Regions from separate parts of the Homo sapiens genome. Here region 2 is linked to region 1. Evidence: read pairs that join two places in POLR2A ChIA-PET (ENCODE). Cell type or tissue: PC-3. All regions are shown on one strand. Links, peaks and the distances in the headings refer to the core of each region. The heading gives the core; the rest is flanking DNA. Region 1 overlaps ST20-MTHFS (ST20-MTHFS readthrough). Region 2 has its middle 63 kb from the start of TRC-GCA5-1.

What was found. ChIA-PET counts read pairs that join two places held together with the same protein. Peaks named below come from ENCODE experiments on the same cell type or tissue, not always from the same donor. Only the 100,000 strongest peaks of a DNase experiment are listed, where the experiment ranks them.
Region 2: POLR2A ChIA-PET joins it to region 1 with 10 read pairs; 3 of 35 experiments call an interaction of 5 or more read pairs at or near these places.

What each region holds. Positions count from the first base shown.
Region 1 is chr15:79,870,778-79,880,948 of GRCh38, reverse strand. The region is part of intron 3 of ST20-MTHFS (ST20-MTHFS readthrough); the gene reads left to right. All of the region lies in intron 2 of MTHFS (methenyltetrahydrofolate synthetase), which reads left to right. Among named protein-coding and RNA genes, the nearest start is that of MTHFS, 21 kb to the left of the region's middle. RefSeq lists a silencer at 6,408-6,702. In PC-3, for the core only: no CTCF peak of the experiment used is centred there; no DNase peak of the experiment used is centred there; H3K27ac peaks cover 1,048 bases.
Region 2 is chr15:79,802,185-79,812,355 of GRCh38, reverse strand. No RefSeq gene overlaps it. Among named protein-coding and RNA genes, the nearest start is that of TRC-GCA5-1, 63 kb to the right of the region's middle. In PC-3, for the core only: no CTCF peak of the experiment used is centred there; no DNase peak of the experiment used is centred there.

The DNA.
Region 1 (10,171 bases), core at 965-8,964:
CTCCAAAAGTCTTCTTAGATTTCTTAGTCATATTTAAACACTTCCTCCTGTGTTTTCGCCCTGTATTTTGACACCTCAGCATACCTTTTGTCATTGGATTTGCTTTATTATATCCTATATATGTAGTTTAAAAGTTTTTTGTTTGTTTTTTTTTTTTGCTTTACTACTTGCAGGGATTAGGAGTCCACTATTTAATAGAGAACCCCATTTCATTTACCCCACTTTATAAAAGGTTAGAAAAGTACTCTCCATATTAAGTTTATGGCTTCATGTAACTTTCACCTGATGGTCCTTTAGAGAAACATATAAATAGTCTTCAAACATTTTTTTTTTGGTGTGTTTGGGCTTAGCACAGTGCCCTGATGAATCTGAGGTACCATCTCTTTCTTCAGTAACTTAAATATCCTTTTTAAAGTACAGCTGAGAATTGTATATTGAGTGAATGACTGATAGTATTGCAAAGAAATGCAGATATAATAGCACATGATCCATCAATGTTTATCTTTTATGTTAATCGTCATCTACAAAACCAGATTGTATTGATTATTATCCATAAATAAACAAGCAGAGGCCGGGCGCAGTGGCTCACACCTGTAATCCCAGCACTTCAGGAGGCTGAGGAAGGCGGATCACAAGGTCAGGAGATCGAGACCATCCTGGCTAACATGTTGAAACCCCGTCTTTACTAAAAAATACAAAAAAAGAAAAAGAATTAGCCAGGCGTGGTGGTGGGTGCCTGTAGTCCCAGCTACTCAGGAGGCTGAGGCAGGAGAATGGTGTGAACCCAGGAGGCAGAGCTTGCAGTGAGCTGAGATCATGCCACTGCACTCCAGCCTGGGCGACAGAGCGAGACTCCGTCTTAAAAAGAAAAAAAAGAACAAAAGCAGAATAAACTAATTTACTGTTGGATGAAGTAGGCAGCAAATCATGAGATGGAAATTGAACAGAAACAAAAAATATCTTCCTAACTGCCCATGTCATTACTTTGGGTTAAAGCAGTCAAATCCACTGTAAAAATTTAAGTGTTCTTTGGGTGTAGTGACACAGGGAACCAGAATCACTTGTAAGAAGTCCTGTGATTAATTAAAAAACAAGAAAGAGCTAGGAAAGAAATTTTGATTTTAGTCAGAGTTTTGTGTGTATATATGTGTGCATGTGTGTGTGTATATGCATGTGCTGTGTATAAAATGGGTCATGATGTTTTTCTTACTGAGTTTCTAAAATGTTTGAAAGCCACTGATTTAGGCCTCTGCTTCTCAAGAAGGCATGCATCTATTACAGGCCTTATTGGGTAAATTTTCTTCAACTATTAATTTTACTTCAACATTTTAGCAGAAACAAACCAGAAAAACAAACATATAAACATACAAACCACACATTAGTTTTATAACAAATACAATCACAAAGGTAGCATATAGAAGATAAATAAAATTCACAAATTTTAAGGAAAAAAATTAGCTGGGCATGCTGGTGGGTGCCTGTAATCCCAGCTACTCAGGAGGCTGAGGCAGGAGAATTGCTTGAACCCAGGAGGCGGAAGTTGCAGTGAGCCAAGATCACACCATTGGACTCCAGCCTGGGGGACAGAGTGAGACTCTGACTCAAAAAAAAAAAAAAAAAAAAAAAAGGGTAATAATTTAAAGGTAAAACACAAAATATTAAAGCAAAAACTTTGCCTCTGTGGGCAGGCCTGCAGGCAGACCCTCCAGGGATTTTAACTTTCTCTGCAGTTACCTTAGTGAAAAATTTGGGAAGTACTGGTCATTTAGTGGAATTTCAAAATTCCACTAATGGATGATACAAATGAAAAGCATGATACAAATGAAAATGAAAATTTTTTGTGTTAAATTTTTTTTGATGTGCTGTTTTAGTTCCTCTGTTGATTTTTAAGCTATGTATTAAATTGTTTTTGCAGTTTCTGGAGGGATTACATCTTTTATTTAGTACAGTCTGTTTCAGATTAGTATTCATCTGACTCCAGTAAAATACAGCAACTTTGCTCTTATATAATTCCATTCTTCCTTCCCCATTTATGTTATTATTGTCATATTGAGGCAGGAAATTAAAGAAAGAAAGAAAAAAAAAAAGGGAATAAGCTTTCCTGTGCTAGGCTGACTTGTCCCAGAGGCAGCAACAAGCACAGCTGAAACCCAGGAAAAGTCTTGATAATACTATCTAAGAAGCCAGGACACAGAAGAATGTGCTCTGGAGACTCTCCCACCACTCCCTCCACATAGGGAGAAGAAAAACAAATTTCTCTTTGTTTTACAGTATGAGTTTATAGATTCCTGTTCCCTGTAACTAGTGACTTCTAGTATTCTGTTTTATCTAAGCAGTGGAGTGATGGTCATAAAGCAACTGAGCAGGCCTGAGATACGGCCACCTGGGCACCATAGTGAAGGCCATGGAATAAGCCTTGCTAGGCACTACGGCAAACTAGATAATGGCCATCTGAGTTGCATAGCAATGGTCATGTGTAATCCTGAGTTATGAACCTGTTACAATTTGATTAACCGTCTTGTCTTGCCTCTGTATCCTTGCTTTTGCTTTGCGCCAGTGTAAGCTTGACTCAAGTTAGCCCATCCCCTTTTAGAAGTGTGTATAAGCGTCAAGTGCTGTCTTTGTTCTTGGCTCAGTTTTTGGATGTTGAGTCTGCTGGGTCTGAGTGCACTCAGAAAAGATCCTCCTGGTTTACCCCGAGGTCTCTCTTGTCCTCCTAATTCACACGACAGTATAAGTTACATCTGTATGTACTATAAATCTAACAAATAGTATTATAATTATTGCTTTAAGAACTCTTATGTTTTAAAAAGGAATAGAAGAAAAGAGAAAAAACCAGTCTTTTGTGTTTACCTTCCTACTTACTGTTTCCAGTGTTCTTCATTCTTTCCTGTGAATTCAAGTTACCATCCAGTGTAATTTCCTTTTGGCCCAAAGGATTTTCTTTAGTCTTTCTCAGACAGCTCTGCCAGTAATTAATTCTCTCAGTTTTTGTTTATCTAGGAATGTCTTATTCTGCCTCTATTTTTGAAAGGGTTTTGCTGAATATGAAATTCTTAGTTGACATATGTATTTTTTTTCCTTTCAGCATGTTCAATGTTATTCTTCTGCCTTGTGGCCTCCATTGTTTCTGATGAGAAGTCATCATTCATTCTATTTTTGTATTTCCCTTTTTATAATAAGTTATTTTTCTCTTTCAGCAGTTTGACTCTGATGTGTAAAAATGTAGATTTCTTTTCTTTTTTTTTTGAGATAGAGTCTCGCTCTGTCACCAGGCTGAAGTGCAGTGACATGATCTTGGCTCACTGCAGCCTCTGCCTCCCGGGTTCAAGCAATTCTCCTGCCTCAGCCTCCCAAGTAGCTAGGACTACAGGTGTGCACTGCTACGCTTGGCTAATTTTTTTGTATTTTTAGTAGAGATGGGGTTTCACCATGTGGGCTAGGATGGTCTTGATTTCCTGACCTCGTGATCCACCCGCCGTGGCTTCCCAAAGTGCTGGGATTACAGGCATGAGCCACCGTGCCTGGCATGTGTAGATTTCTTTAGTTTTATCCTATATGGGATTTATTGAGCTTCTTGGGTCTGTAGATTAATTTTTTCATCAACTATAGGAGGTTCTCAGCCATTATTTTTCAAAAAAAATTTTTTTCCTGCCACATTGTCTCTCTTCTCCTTCTAGGACTCTTATTCCATGTATAGTATATTGGTATTCTTGATATTGTCCCACAAGTCACTTAGGCTGTGTTCATTTTTCTTCAGTCTTTTTTTTCTTTTTTCACGTTGGATAATTTCTGTAGATCTGTCTTTAAGTACACTGCCTTTTTTCTTCCATCATCTCAAACCCATTGTTGAATCCATGTAGTGCATTTTTTATTTCAGTAGTTGTACTTTTCTTTTTTTTTTAAAAAAGGAGTTTCACTGTTGTCGCCCAGGCTGGAGTGCAATGGTGCAATCTCAGCTCACTGCAACCTCTGGTCCCTGGGTTCAAGTGATTCTCCTGCCTCAGCCTCTTGAGTAGCTGGGACTACAGGCACGTGCCACCACACCCAGCTAATTTTTGTATTTTTAGTAGAGATGGAGTTTCACCATGTTGGCCAGGATGGTCTCGATCTCTTGACCTCGTGATCCACCTGCCTTGGCTTCCCAAAGTGCTGGGATTATAGGCATGAGTCATTGTGCCCTGCCAGTTGTTGAACTTTTCAACTGTAGAGTTTGATACTTATTGAAAGTTTCAGTTTCTTCATTGATATTCTTTATTTGTTGAGTCATTGGTGTCATATATTCATTTAATTCTAGGAACATTTGTTTCCTTTACTTTTTTTTTTTTTTTTTTGGGATGGAGTCTCACACTGTCACCTAGGCTGGAGTGCAGTGGCATGATCTTGGCTCACTGCAAGCTCTGCCTTCTGGGTTTACACCATTCTCCTGCCTCAGCCTCCTGAGTAGCTGGGACTACAGGTGCCTGCCACCACGCCCGGCTAATTTTTTTTTGTATTTTTAGTGGAGACCGGGTTTCACCATGTTAGCCAGGATGGTCTCGATCTCCTGACCTTGTGATCTGCCCACCTCGGCCTCCCAAAGTGCTGGGATTACAGGCATGAGCCATTGCGCCTGGCCTACTTTAGTTTTTTTGAACAGAATTTTCTTTAATTCTTGGCTCATATTCATAATGGCTGCTTTGATGTCTTTGCTAAATTGAATATCTTGGCCCACTTAGACTTCATTTTCCTTGACTGATTTCCCCCACCTTGATTATAGGTCACTTTCTTGTTTCTTTGCATATCCTATATTTTTTTTGTTGTTGAAATCTTTTTGATAATATCTTGTAGTATCTCTGGATTCTGATTTACTTTTTGAAGTGTTTGTTTGTTTTTTGGTAACTAGCTTGCTCTTAGCCAGTTAGCACATATCTCCCTATGATATGTGTCTATAGATATCTCTGCTCAATTTTTGTGTGCTTATTTATTTTTTGGCCTGGCTTCCTAGGTGCTGCTCCTATGTCCATATAGCTTAGTGGTGAGCCAATGATTGTTTCTTCAAATATTCAAATCTTTTGCCCAATTTTAATTACATTGCCTTTTTACTGTTGTGTTATCTAAGTTTTTTATGTGTTCTGGATAATAAGTTCCTTGTCAGATATGTGATTTGCAAATATTTCTCCCATTGTGTTTTTTCACTCTCTTGATGGTGAACTTTGAAGCAAAGTTTTTGATTTTGATGGAGTCCTATGTAATAATTTTTTGCTACTTGTGCTTTTGGTATCATAGCTAAGAAACCATTGCCTAATCCAAGGTCATGAAGATTTATGCCTCCGTTTTTTTCTAAGAGTTTTATTGTTTTAGCTCTTACATTTAGGTCTTTGATGTATTTTGAGTGAATTGTTGTAAATGGTATAAGTTGGGGCCAACTTATTCTTTTGTATATGGATATTTGGTTGTCCCAGCACTGTCTTTAAAAAGATGATTCTTTCCGTATTGCATTGTCTTGGCATTGTGTCTTCTCTGTTTTTGAAGGACAGCTTTGCTGGAGATAGAATTCTTGGCTGGCAGTGTTTTTCATTCAGCACTTTGAATGTGTTATTTTCACTGCCTTCTGGCCTCCAGGTTGCCATTGACAATTCAGCTGTTAATCTTATGAGGATCTGAGGATCTCTAGTGATTTTTTTTTTTTTTTGTCGCTTTTGTTGCGGGAAGTCAGGGACCCTGAACGGAGGGACCGGCTGAAGCCATGGCAGAAGAACATAAATTGTGAAGATTTCATGGACATTTATTAGTTCTCGAAATTAATACTTTTATAATTTCTTACACCTGTCTTTACTGCAGTCTCTGAACATAAACTGTGAAGATTTCATGGACATTTGTCACTTCCCCAATCAATACTCTTGTGATTTCCTATGCCTGTCTTTATTTTAATCTCTTAATCCCATCATCTTTGTAAGCTGGGGATGTGTGTCGCCTCAGGACCCTGTGATGATTGCGTTAACTGCACAAATTGTTCGTAAAGCATGTGTGTTTAAACAATATGAAATCTGGGCACCTTGAAAAAAGAACAGGATAACAGCGATGTTCAGGGAACAAGGGAGATAACCATCAGGTCTGACTGCCTGAGAGCCGGGCAGAACAGAGCCATATTTCTCCTCTTACAAAAGCGAATAGGAGAAATATCGCTGAATTCTTTTTTTCAGCAAGGAACAGCCCTGAGATAGCCTTCTAGATTCCCTGGAATATGTCGGAGCTTTTCAAAGGCTCCTCAGGACATCTTCTTCCCCAGTTTTTCCTTTTAAGTTTTTTGGTCAGCCTCTTGTTAGCACTAACTGGATTCCTGCCCCAGACAGCTGTGATATTAAACAATTGCCATTGATTTTTAAAATAAATGTCCTAGGGCTAGGGCTTTTTGCATGGAGAGAGCTATGAGTCAGATCAAGTAAAGATAAGACCTGACAATGCACCTTTTCAGGGAACTGCCAGACAAATTAATTAGTGACAGTTTTCTGGGATGGAGCTTTTGTTGAGCTCCAAACCTGTTCTGCCCCTCCATTGGCTGCCAGGCTGTTGGTGGTTGTCACAGCTATTTTAGTTGTAAGGCTGTTGATTTTCAAGTCTACCATGAAGCTGGGGAGAGGGGGATGGGAATGGGGCAAGTTGAAAAGGCACAAAGCTCACTGTTCTTACAGAGAATAAACATTTAGATTGGTGTAAGCCTTTGACTAATTTCTAGAGTTTTGAAAAGTTGATTTTGACCATTTTTCCCAATGTTCTTGCTGGTTTTATTAAGGAGCAGATTTTTAGTTTTCTACTCTGCCATTCTAGAAGTGATTCTGAGCCAGTGATTTAGATAGTAGTTGTTTTCAAACACTGGAATGCATGAAGCTCCACTGATTGATCTGTCTGTGAGTTGCAGAGTGCATTCAAGTTTTAGCACTTCTCTAGTTGTCCTTGGCTGTTACTCTCTGCCAAGCTCTCTCAGATCTTCCCTGCATATCCCTATAGTTTCTAGTCAGCCAGGTATGTAGGAAGAGTTTATCTCAGCCCTTCTATGGACCTCTTATTTTAGTATAGCCACATTACATTCCCATTATGCTCTTACACCAACTGGGATTACAACCTTGGCAAGTAAAGCTGTAATTTTTCCTGTAATATTCCTATGTTTAGCTCACAAAGCCCCCTACCACAAGTTAAGTCTGCCCCTTCTGGCAGCAGAGCTGCTGTTTTTTCCAGCCAGCCCCATATTGGTAAAACTGCCATTCTTGAGGACTGAGCTGGGGGCCTGGGAACCTCACCAGGTAAGAGGACCAGAGACTTCTGCTGTTCCTACTCAGTCTTTGGTCAGCTTCCAAATCCCTGAAATGGCTGGCTTTGGATGATTTTGTTTGATATACAGTATTTTTTTTTTCAGAGAGGATTTTCACTGATTTCTTACCATCATTGCAAAAGGGAATGTTCAGGAGAGGAAATTTCTGATTTTTCAGGGATGTGGTATGTGGGAGAGATGCATAATGTAATAACAGTCCAAATTTCTTGAGTACTTACTACCTGCCAGAAACTGTGCTAAGCAATTATTTTGCATTGCTTCATTTGATTCTTTCCATACCCTGCAGAGGCATGGGTGCTATTAATATCCTGCTCCTCTATTTTATAGATCAGAAAAAAGGCTCAGATGAAGTACCTTATCGATGGTCACACAACTCATGAGTGGCAGAAATAATATTAAGACCCAGGTCCCTTTGGCTGTTAAGACCCCAGCCCTAAACCACTACATCATATATCTATAGCTGGAGCCTGGCACCAGGAGGCGTCACAATGGGATTGAGATAGGGATACAGAAAGAAGGATGGGGACTGAAAGGTGAAGGGTCCTGAAGCCCTGAGCTTCCTCTTTTGCTGTTCTCACTCTGTTTCCTGGAGGTTTTACTGAGTGCCCTGTGGTGTTGACTGCGTCCTACTTGCAAGCCCTGTGGTCTCCCTAATGGTCAGCTAGGCTGGGCCTCTAAGGTCTTTCAGAAGTGCACAGCCCTATGGTGAAAAGGCATCCTTTCTCATGAGGTAACAGACCAGCAGGACTTGCTTTTTGGTCACGACACTGCTGACCAAAACAGGATGTGGTCCAGACAGGATAAAATGGAGAAACCGGCAGAAACCAGCAGACGATGACAAAAGTGATCCCTGGCTGCTGTCATTGCTCATTGGCATAAGAAACTCCTACCAGCACCATGACGATTTACAAATGCCATGGCAATGACCTGGAAGTTACTACCCCTTTCCATGGCAACAACCTGGAAATTACGATCCTTTTGTAGAAAGTTCTAAATAACCTCAATTTGCATTGACCTGCCCCTTAATTTACATATAGCCAAATGTGGGTTTACCTGAATGTTAAATACAGTTGCCAGGAGCCCCTGCCTTGCTGACTCTGGGCTACTGCCTGAGCGCTAGCCCTACTCTGCAAGGAGCAGTACTGTTCAGTCAAAGGCTCACTCCTGAATTCTTTCCCGGCAAAGCCAAAAACCCTCCTGGGCATAACCCCAGTTTTGGGGCTCACCTGTCCTGCATCACTCACATGACATTTCCCTATTTAAACACCCATGATCCCTGAGCCCTACAAGACCAGAAGGTCATAGGGCTCCACAGTGTTACCTGGTAATGTTACAGAATTAGATCAGAGAAAATGGGATTTCTTCATTGTAGTGTGCTTAATGATCTCTGTAAAGAGTATAGCATAAAAAAGCTTCATTAGTTTGAAGACTTATTTTGATTGAACTGCAGGATTTCTGTTTGGGCCTCGTGTATTCTATTAAAATGAAATAAAGTAGCTATACTTAAATTTTTTTTTTTTTTTTTTTTTTTTTGAGACGGAGTCTTGCTCTGTCGCCAGGCTGGAGTGCAGTGGTGTTATCTCAGCTCAGTGCAACCTCCACCTCCTGGGTTCAAGCGATTCTCCTGCCTCAGCACCCCTAGTAGCTGGGATTACAGGTGGCCACCACCATGCCCGGCTAATTTTTGTATTTTTTCGGTAGAGATGGGGTTTCACCATGTTGGCCAGGATGGTTTCAATCTCCCGACCTCGTGATCCATGCCTCGGCCTCCCAAAGTGCTGAGATTACAGGCATTAGCCACCGTGCCCGGCCTATGTAAAAAATTTTAATTTTAATAGCATTTGAAGTCAGCATTTAATTTTCTTCTTTTCTTTTTGTTTAAGCATTTCAAATTGTCACTTCAAACATTATACAGAGTTTCCTTGGTAGTACTTAAAAGTACTATTTTTCTAGTAATCACCTTTAAGTTTGGCATTAATTTTTTTTGTCTGAGAATATTTGTATAATTTTTTTATTCAGCAAAACTGCAAATGAATCGTTAATTATAAAAGAGGTAATGAAAGAAGATAAAGTGGAAATTGAACACTAAAAAAAAAAAAAATCCCTTTGTCTTGAATTCTCCCCTCATCAATTTTCTGTGGGGCATCCCTCTGTAAATAGCTTATGATTGAATTTTTGATATTTGTACCCAACTGGTAGTCTTTTAGTTAGGCTGTTCAGTCTGTCCTCTTTTTTTGGGAATAATGCATGTGTCTGGCCTTCTTTCTGTTACCTTTGTCATCATGTTTTTGGGAGACAATTTTTTTTGTCATTTCCTTTTCTTTGTGTCCTTTTTTCCCTCTAGTACTTCATAATTATGCATTCATTTCTACTATTGGTTACATTAAAATATTTTTAGCCTCAAATTCTCACTAGCATTATAAATATAGTATTTATTGACCTTACCCCTGTGAAAGACAAGAAATTAAATGTGCCTTTTCTTTTCTTTTTTTTTGAGACAGAGTCTCACTCTGTTGCCTAGGCTGGAGTCGAATGGAGCAATCTTGGCTCACTGCAACTTCCACCTCCCAGGTTCAAGTAATTCTCCTGCTTCAGCCTCCCCAGTAGCTGGGATTACAGTCATGTGCCACCACGCCCAGCTAATTTTTTGTATTTTTAGTAGAGACAGCTTTCACCATGTTGACCAGGCTGGTCTCGACCTCCTCAGTTCAGGTGATCTGCCTGCTTTGGCCTCCCAAAGTGCTGGGAATACAAGCATGAGCCACCACGCCCGGCCAATGTGCTTTTTCTTTCTAGCTTTTGTCAACATAAACTGGTGTTTAAAATTAATAGTAGTTTAAAGATGTGTATATTCTTTAA
Region 2 (10,171 bases), core at 1,118-9,117, 69 kb after region 1:
GTCTTGTTTTGGAATCCAAGTCTGCCCTGAGTTTAGTTCCTTGGTTGTGAAACGTGGCTCTGCAGTGTCAATGATCCAACTTGAAGCAGCTGCTGCCAAGCCCGTGCTCCTGGCCCTCAGGTCTTGGATTCAGCAGGAACTGGCCACATTCCAAATACTGGCGTCTGCAGCTCTGGGCGCTTGTGTACAGCATATTGCAAGTGCTGAGAAACTAACCACCCACCAGATCCTGGCCAGGGCAGATGACGGTAACTCCATCATTTCCCTCAGGCAGGGGTAACATTGAGGAGTGTATTCCACACCACTGTCCACAGTGTTCTTCTGGGGTATGCTCCTGTCACCCATAACGGTGGCTGGTTTGACACGGCACTCTTTACTGGCTGACTTCTCTTCTTTGTCTTCTTCCGACTCCCCACCCCAAACAAACTACTTGGCCTTGAATCCTTATCACGGAGTCTACTTGTGGAAGAATGCAAACTAAGACAAGCACTGTTACTGCATCATACTCTACTGTTCCATTATTATGACTACACAATAAACACACTGGCAACATGCTTCTGCACATATTTGCTCATCAAATCCTCCCATGAACCCTATGGATTAAATATTCTTGTCTTTGTTTTGCAGAGAGGGAAATAGGGATACATCAGAGAGGTAAATCAATTTGCCTAGTGCTGACCGGTGAATCAGCTGGCGGCCTGGCCTGCTGCCCAGGGCACTTTCCTTTCCAACACCAGGACCCATAAGGCTGTGCATATGTGGCACCAAGTGGATAAGAGTGTGGAGACAGAGCTGGCAGGGAGGCCCAGGCTGTGAAGGGTGTCCTCATGCCCTGAGATAATCTACACTTAGAGAAGAGCATTCGGATGATCGGTCATGGACGGCCACACACATGTCCCTGGAGACTCATGCCTTCACACAAATGCCAGTGTGTGCACACTTGGACCCACATGTGCAGAAACCTGTTAGTGGCAATTTCAATTTCCTAATTAAAAACAAACAAGGTAGTCATGTTCTATCCAGCGTCCCACACTCGAGCTTATGGAATCCAAGGGCTTCCTCCGGTCATCTGGCCCAGCCACCTGCATCTGACCTGAACCAACATGGAATGGGGTCTTGTCAGCTAAGAAGCAGTGCTTAACCAGCCATTGAGTGAGCTGTTAGGGACCCTGGAATAATTACAGCCTTCTCAAATGAGAAGATGAAGAGGGGTTTTTTAGTGTGTGTGTGTGTGTGTGTGTGTGTGTGTGTGTTTTGATAGTTTGAGATTTAAAATTACATAGTAGAACTAATAGGCCCTTTCTGTCTCATAATTATGTTTGTCTTGATACAAACCCTTAAACGTTTGGCTGCTGGTCTTGGATGAAACTCCCAGCCTCAGATGGAATTGTAACGCCATGATGAGCCATTATGCTGTGGCCAAGGGTAGTCCCTCTGCGACACTTGCTGCCTGGCAGTGCTGTTGTTCTCAGCATGTACAACAAGGGCTCATATCAGAAGGAGGTTATATTTTCCATGGAGCTGTCACAGGGGCCCAAGGACTAGGAGGCAGGAGCTACTGGCTCAGGAATCCTTGGGAGTTAGATGGGACCTGGGACTCTGTCATTTCCCCCTTTGCTGGAAACACAGAGCTTTGAGAATGCTACAGTCCAAGCAAGAGTGGCACTGGGCTGCCTTCATCTATATGGAGATTATTCCTTCAACAGAGCAATTGCAGATAATTGAACTTTATAAATTGTTCTATCCCAAAGAATAATGAACATTGAGACCATTCCACCAGGATGATGAGTTTAGTCCTGGAATAGATGTCGTACAAGTCGGGTGGTGAACTGCACTGAACATGCCTGGAGTGATGTTAGGAAGACAGCAAGCTGAAAATTAGCATTCCAGAAGGGATAAAGCCATCTGCATACAATATTAGAAGATTTTATGACATTATGTTTCTAGGTAGTTTGGACTCCCTGAGTTAGTTAAGAAACTTAATTTTCTTTCCATCACAAATATCTTAGGGATCTTTTGGTTGCAAGTAAGAGAAATCCATGTGCTTATTAAAGTAAAGGGAGATGCTTTATGAGTGAGGCAGGATAACCTGGTAGAGAAATTAGGTGTTTTTTCCTTCCTTCTCTCAAAAGGCTGGCAAAAGACTAGCTCCTTATTTTGGAGGACTGATGTAGTCTTTGCTTTGAGGGAGAAGAGAATTTTTAAAAGTCAACTTTAAATATCAGTTTCATACTCTAAAATGTATCAGTTCAAAAACTGTAATTTGATGTGCTTTGACAAAGATGTAACCACCACCACGATCCTGAAAGAGAACATTTCATCACCCCCATGAGCCCCTTTGAGCCAGTCCCCTCCCAACACCTGGGCCGCTGGTATCACTGATCTGCTTTCTGTCACTGTTTTGCTTTGTGAAGATTTCATAGAAATGGACTCTACAGTGTCTGTTGGTGTCTGACTTCTTTCACTTTGCATAATACTTTTGAGAGCTGTTCATGCTCTCACATGTATCAGTAGTTCTTCCTTTTTATTGCTGAGTAGTATTCTGTTGTATAAGTACACCACAATTTATCTGTTCAGCAATTGATACATATTTGAGTTTCATTTCTGAATAAAGTACGTGCCTTTGTGTGAACTTAGGTTTCCTTATCTCATGGGTAAATACCTCAAAGTAGAATTTCTGGGCTGTAGAGTAAGTGCATGTCCCATTTTATAAGAAACTATAAAACTTTTACAAAGTGGCTGTACCATTTTGCATTGCTGCCATCATGTATGACAGTTTCAGTTGTCCCACATCCTTGACAACTCTTGGTATTAATCAGTCTTTAATTTTAGCCATTCTAGTGAGCATGTAAGTGTATCTCAAGGTGGTTTTAATTTACATGTTTCTAATGAATAAAGATATTGAGCATCTTTTTTTGTTTATCTTCTTTGGTGAAGCAACTATTCAAATTGTCCACTTTTAAAGTTGAGTTCTTTATATATTAGATGAATTCTTTACATATTTTGGATGTAAGTTCTTTATCAGATACATGAATTTGAAAATATTTTCTAGTCTGCACTCATCTCTTAATTTTCTTAACAATGTCTTTTACTTGGAGTGTTTATATTGTTTACATTATTTATTGAAACTTTAAAAATTTTAGGCTGGGTGTGGTGGCTCACACCTATAATTCCAGCACTTTGGGAGGCCAAGAGGCAGGCAGATCACTTGAGGTCAGGAGTTCAAAACTAGCCTGGCCAACATGGTGAAACCCCGTCTATACTAAAAATACAAAAATTAGCCAGGCGTGGTGGCATGCTCCTGTAATCCCAGCTACTCAGGAGGCTGAGGCAGGAGAATCACTTGAAACCGAAAGGTGGAGGTTGCAGTGAGCTGAGATTGTACCACTGCATTCCAGCCTGGGCGACAGAGTGAGACTCTGTCTCAAAAAAAAAAAAAAAAAAATTAAATGTAATTTCAGACTTAGAGAAAAGTTGCATGAATAATACCAAGAATTCCAAGATACACTTTGCCCAGATTTCCCAAATGTTATTATTATTATTTTTTAATATTTGCTTGCTTTCTCTTTCTCCCTGGCCTCCCATCTTTGTTTCTCTGTGTTTTCACATGGTTCCTTTCTGTATAGGCCAGTTTCTCTGACTCTCTGGTTAAGCACCGTTTAATTATAACTAGTAGCTCTGAGTTCCAATTTCAAATGGCTGGAGAGAATTTAACCGGTTCAGGTTAGGTTGGGTATCAGCCCCTGACCCAATCAACAGTGATCTTATTGTGTGGTTCTTTGAGAATAAATCATGGATGCATTTTCTAAGGATGAATTAAAGGGTAGGAGAAGAAACAATGAGTATCTGTTCTATAAAATATTAAATTATTTGAAACATTACAAGTATATATAGCTTTCCAAATGAGTACTGTTTTCTTACAGTTACCCGGAGATGCCAGATGCCTTTCCCCAAACCTATGTACTTATTTTATTCCTCACCCTAGGACTTGTCTTTGGGGAGCAGCTTTAGGGTCAGTTACTTTTCACTAAAAGAAAATCAGTATCTATTCTTAGTAGTCACACTTCCCTCTTTACTAAAGCGTGGTACTTTTTCACTTTTAATTCCTCGTGACAAAACCCAACTGGATATCTGAGAGTGCAGTTGGCTGTGGGCAAAACTGGGTTAAAGGCCGTAAACACATCTCTCTCCATCTCTTAGCCAGGGTTTCTCCATGTTGCAGCCCAGAATTCCCGCTCTGTCGTTCTCTCGGGGACAACTGGAATCTAGAAGTTCAAAGGTACTGTCATCTCTCTCTCTCTTGCTCTCTCCCTCTGTCTTATTTTTTTTTCTTTCTAGTCACCCCATACCCTACAGACAAGCCTTCTTAACATGGCTGTCATAGTCACTGGCAGCCCCAAAACCTGCAGTCTATGTTAGCCAGAATAATGGCCTCCAAAAGATGTCCATGTATAATCTCTGGAACCTGTGACTATGTTCCATTACCTGGCAAAAGAAACTTTGCAGATGTGATTAAGAATCTTGAGATGGAAATATTATCCTGGATTATCAGCTGGGTGGGTCCAATGTGGTCCTTATAAGAGGTGGGTAAGAAAGTTGGCTGTGTGTGATGGCTCACAACTGAAATCCTAGCACTTTGGGAGGCTGAGGTGGGTGGATTGCCTGAGCTCAGGAGTTCAAGACCAGCCTGGGCAACACAATGAAACCCTGTCTCTACTAAAATACAAAAGAAAATATCTGGGCGTGGTGGTGTGCACCTGTAGTCCCAGCTACTTGGGAGGCAGAGACAGAAGAATTGCTTAAACCCGGGAGGCAGAGGTTGCAGTGAGCTGAGATCATGCCATTGCACTCCAGCCTGGGTGACAGAGCAAGACTCTGTCTCAATTAAAAAAAAGAAAAAAGAAAGTTGAAGGTGGAAGAAGGAGAGGGAACAATGAAGCAGAACTTGGAGTAATGCCCTTTGAAGATGGAGTAAGGGGCCACAAGCCAAAGAATTTGGGAAGTCTCTAGAAGCTAAGAAAAGTGAGGAAAAAGATCCTCCTCCAGAGCCTTTAGAAGGAACCAGCCCTGCTGACACCTTGAATTTAGCTCGCTGAAACTGATTTCAGATTTCTGGCCTTCGGAACTATAAGAGAATAAATTCAAGTTGTTTCAAGCCATGAAGTTTGTTGGAATTTGTCATAGCAGCAATGGGAAATTGAGATACAACCTGAAAAGAAGAGAGACCTTTTTTCCAACATTGATATGCTAAATCTAACAGAGGTTTTCTGATTTGCCTTACTTGGATCATATACCCACTTTTGGAGCCAGACACACTGGACAGAAGCATGAGGTAGCATGAGTGGCCACCTTGAACTCAGGAGTCAGAAGAAGTACTTGTATTTGGGTTGGGGAGAGCCCATTCCATCACAGACAGAGAGTAGCTGGCCAGATGAGAGGACAGGTGTGCTCTATGACCCACTCTGACCTCCCCCTCCCAATGCAACCAGCCTATGCGCCAAATGACTGTTGAAAATCAACTCCATTCTTCGAGGACAAAGCCTTGACTGCAATGAGAACATTCAGAAGATTGTGCTTCAGGTTCACAAAGCTGTTTCTAGGGAAGACTATTTTGTGGTCTCTAGAGCACATATTTGAATGGAACAAGCTTCATTTGCATATGCAAGATTGGATATTTCCGTTGTAAATTTTTTTTTTTTTTTTTGGTCAAAAGGAAGTTCTGGGTCTATATTCAGAGCCTGCCATGTGCCAGCTTGGTAAAGTCTCTGAATTTCAGTTTTCTCATCTGTAAAATGGAGATAATTATACTTCCTTATGGGTTATTGAAAGGATTAGAAAAGGCGATTTATATAAAACCTAGCACTACTTAAATAACATACGCAAAGCTTAGCACAGTTGTTCAATAAAGAATTGGTATATTTGTCTTGTTCTATATATAAAGTAATATGAAATTAGTTTGTGAAAGTCAGACTGAATTGTGAGTGAGCTTGAGTTGTTAAAGCTATGTATCTCAGTACATAGATTACCATGAACAGGCATAAAATTTATTGTACCTTCTATATGTATATGTAGTGATTTTTTTAAAAGCTAAAAATCCTAACTCTTTTTTTCCTCTTCTTGTACCTGCTCAATTCTCTGTGGAATTTTTAGTGTTTTACCTGTTTCACAGAGTGTGATTGCCATTCGGCATTTGTGTGTGTGTCATTTGAAGAACATATGACTTTTCTGCTAGAGCGTAGATTCCGTAAGGATTGGAATCATGTCTGCTTTTTCTTACCGCCGTGTTCCCAGCGCCTAGGCCAGTGGCTAGCCCATGGTAAATGCTCAATAAATATTTGTTGAAGGAGTGATGTGCAGGGATTAAAAACAAAAGAAAGCTTGAGAGAAAACCAGTAAGGAGGCAGATGGGAGTGGCCAACACTGCTGGATGCTGCCAGGAGGGCAAGTATGATGAGGCCTGGAAAAGTGGGCTTTGGACTCTGGCAATCTGAAGGTCACTGGTGATCTTGATGAGAACAAAGTCATGGAGTGATGGAGGCTGGAGCTGACCCACAGCAGGCCGAGAGCAGAGTGGTAGGAAATTGGAGGAGTGTGGATGAATCTTCCTAGAATGGCAGGTGGCCAAGAACAAGCCACCCAGGACAAAGTTTACTCTTCTCCTATGGACACAAGTTTTCACTGTGAGCAGGGATCTCCTCCTTACCTACCATTTCCCCTGAAGCACAGCCCCAGGAACCTAGTGAATCTTCTCTGTTCCCAGTGGAGATGGGATACCAGCCTTTTGTGGTTGTGTGTACCTGGGATCGCCATACTGCCCTGGTGTATTCCTGCTCCTGGCTTTGTGACAACCCTCTGCTGATTGCTAGCAAGTGACAGCCTTGTCCTCAAGCACAGGTGGTACTCATGGGCGTGAGCAGTCAAGGGCTCTGGAGGCAGCCCAGTGCGCAGTGCTTCTTATCAAGGAGGCTAGTGTCGGATCCCACACCCACCGAGGGTGCTAATGTCCTGGGAAGGGTGGCACTGGGGTCTAGCTGGCCACCTGGAGTTTCTGTCAAGGTCTAGAACAGGAGCAAGTAAGAGTTGATGTCCACTGGTCACTTTCATATAAATACATTTGTCATTTAGAGGCAGGAACTCAGGATCATTTCAACTCTAAGGTACTGGAATTATCCAGACCCATGTTTGTATTTAATTGAATGACTTCTAGATTCACAGACCTTACAGATTTATCAAGTTCAGCATCCCCTGCATATCATGTGATGAAATCCCTGCAAAATAGCCTCAATCCTCTGACTCAGCACTTTCAGGACCAGGGGCCTCCCTGCTTCCCATGACAGTCAATGCAGTCTTTGGATTACTCCTCAACTAATGTTTCTGTCAAGCTCTATTTTTCAAAAATAGTTATTCCTTAAAAATAAAAAAGGCTTTTCCTCCTTATATTCTCCCTATTGCCTTTTCTTGAGCGATCCCTTCTTTCGCAATAGAAACAGAGCTACAGAACATGTGGTTGTTGAGGGGCCTCAGTCCATACCATTCACACCACGTGATTCGTATGAAGTTGGCCCCCTGTGTGCACTATGAACAGGCCTCTTTCTTTGCATGAAGAATGTCTGTACTGAGTGAAGGACTGTGGAAAGAAAAGATAGGTAGAAGCCTTCTAGACTGCTACGCAGTCTAAGAAAAATTTGGCAAAACTGTTGCGGAGTCCTAGAGCTACAATTAGACATTGGAGGGCTCACCTTAGTAGCCCTGCTGCGCTTAGTCAGTGGCTGGAAGTGGCTTTGGGAAGGTTTACCTGGGCTCAAACATGATAATATATTTCAAAGGCAGCCAGAGTCCTTGGTCAGTTGTTCTCCTTGTAGTTGGAGATCTGTGAGATGAATGCTCATGGCCACCATGTCACAGTCTCCCCTTCGGTGTCTGGGACAGTCAACAGCCTTGCAATAGGGAGAATAAAATGTTGGCCTTGTTCTTTCTGTAAAAGGGTGTTGTTGGCCACAGATATGCTCATATTTAGATCTAGAGTTCAGCTTTACCTGTACCTTACAGTGAGATGTTGCCTTTACTGAACTGTCCTCACCAGGAGAGAAAACTGCTACTTGCAGTGACTTTTTTTTTTTTTCTGGTGGCCACAGTTATGTGCTTATTAGCTCAAACTAGTGAGGAATGTAGAAAAATCACCACATACATGGTACATTTTGGTTCAAAGGGGCTTTCCATCCATTATCTCATTTGATTCTCAGCAAGACCTTGTGAAGTTGGTAGTTCAGGGGACCCCCATTTTACACTTGGAGAGACCAAGACTTAGAAAAGTCAAAAGAGGCCGGGCACAGTGGCTCACGCCTATAATCCTAGCACTTTGGGAGGCTGAGGTGGGTGGATTATGAGGTCAGGAGTCTGAGACTAGCTAAGATGGTGAAACCCTGTCTCTACTAAAAAACACAAAAATTAGCCGGGTGCCGTGGCGAGCGCCTGTAGTCCCAGCTATTTGGGAGGCTGAGGCAGGAGAATCACTTGAACCCAGGAGGTGGAGGTTGCCATGAGCCGAGATCGCACCACTGCACAGCCTGGTGACAGAGCGAGACTCCGTCTCAAAGAAAAAAAAAAAAAGTCAAAAGGACCAATCAAAGTCAATCAAAGTCACATGGTCTCTAAGTGGAAGAACTGGGACTCAAATCCAAGTGTCTCATTCCAGATCCTGGAATATTTCCGTGATAACCTGCCTTGGTGGAAGAGGACTTGGGAACAAGTAGAAAGGACTAGACTCCTCTTCCCGTCTTTCTGTATCTGGTGGGATTGTGAACAAGGAATATAGTTTTATATGGCCTTGATGACTTTTATATGGCCACTTAGTTTTAGATGGCCTTAATGACTCCAATGGGCTGTGCACTCATGGCAGCCTCAGTTGGCCAAAGAGGACACCTACTCTTCCATCTTCTCAGCAGCTGCACAGAGACAATTGACGTCTAGCAGCCTAGGGAACTGAGCATGGGAATCTCTTTGTACAGTCAGACGCATGTAGTGCTCTTCTCTGACTCCAAACCGAGGCTATTTAGGACTATTCACTCATTACCTTACTGCATGTCTTGCATCAGAAATCCTAGTTTGCTGCATAAGATAGCAAGGACTGTGTCTCCTCCACTTTCTCCTCGTGGGTTTCCACACACCTGCCATTAATGAACTGTATTTCCAAAGCTCAGGTTCTTTGTGTGTGGGCTCAGCTTTTCTGATTGCAGTGGGTAGAGTGTGGCAGGGCAGGAGGGGAAAGAGGTTGAAGAGATGGAGAGTCTGAGAGTTTGGAGTCAAGCTCCAAAGATTAATCCCAATGTGAGAGGCCTGTGGTCTTCAACTCAGAAAAGAGAAAGCCTCTTTCAATCCCTTCTTGTGGGTTAGAAATCCTGCTCTATACCACATACACCATGGAATACTGTGCAGCCACAGAAAGGAACAAGATCATGTCCTTTGCAGGGACATGGATAGAGCTGGAAGCTGTTATCAGCAAACTAACACAGAAACAGAAAACCAAACACTGCATGTTCTCACTTGTAAGTGGGGGCTGAACGATGAGAACACACGGACACATCACGGGGAACAACACCCACTGGGGACTGTCGGGGTTAGGGTGAGGAGAGAGCATCAGGAAGAATAGCTCATGGATGCTGGGCTTAATACCTAGATGATGGGTTGATCTGTGCAGCAAACCACCATGACACATGTTTACCTATGTAACAAACCTGCACATCCTGCCCATGTACTCTGGAATGTAAAATAAAAGTTGAAAAAATAATAATAAAAATAGAAATCCTGCTCTGCTCATTGGGTACCATGGGACAAAAGCCCAGCTTCCATCACATCTGGCCAAGGACCTCCAACATCAGAAAACTAACAAAGACAGAACTTTGCTAGAGAGTAGAATCAAGGTCTCCTGGTTTCTGCTCTGATAATATTAATCATCATGATCATAGTAGTAACCAACATTTTTCTCATAGGACAGCTTATGAAACATCATTTGTGTAAATTGCTGTATTTCATTTACTTTCCTACTTCTGGGTTCTCTGCTCTCCAGCACCACAAGGGACCCTGTAAAGATAACAGTTTGTAAGCTCAGCAATGTATGATTAATTTTACCTGATTACTATGTATGGAATATGCAAAGCATAGGTCTGGTCCC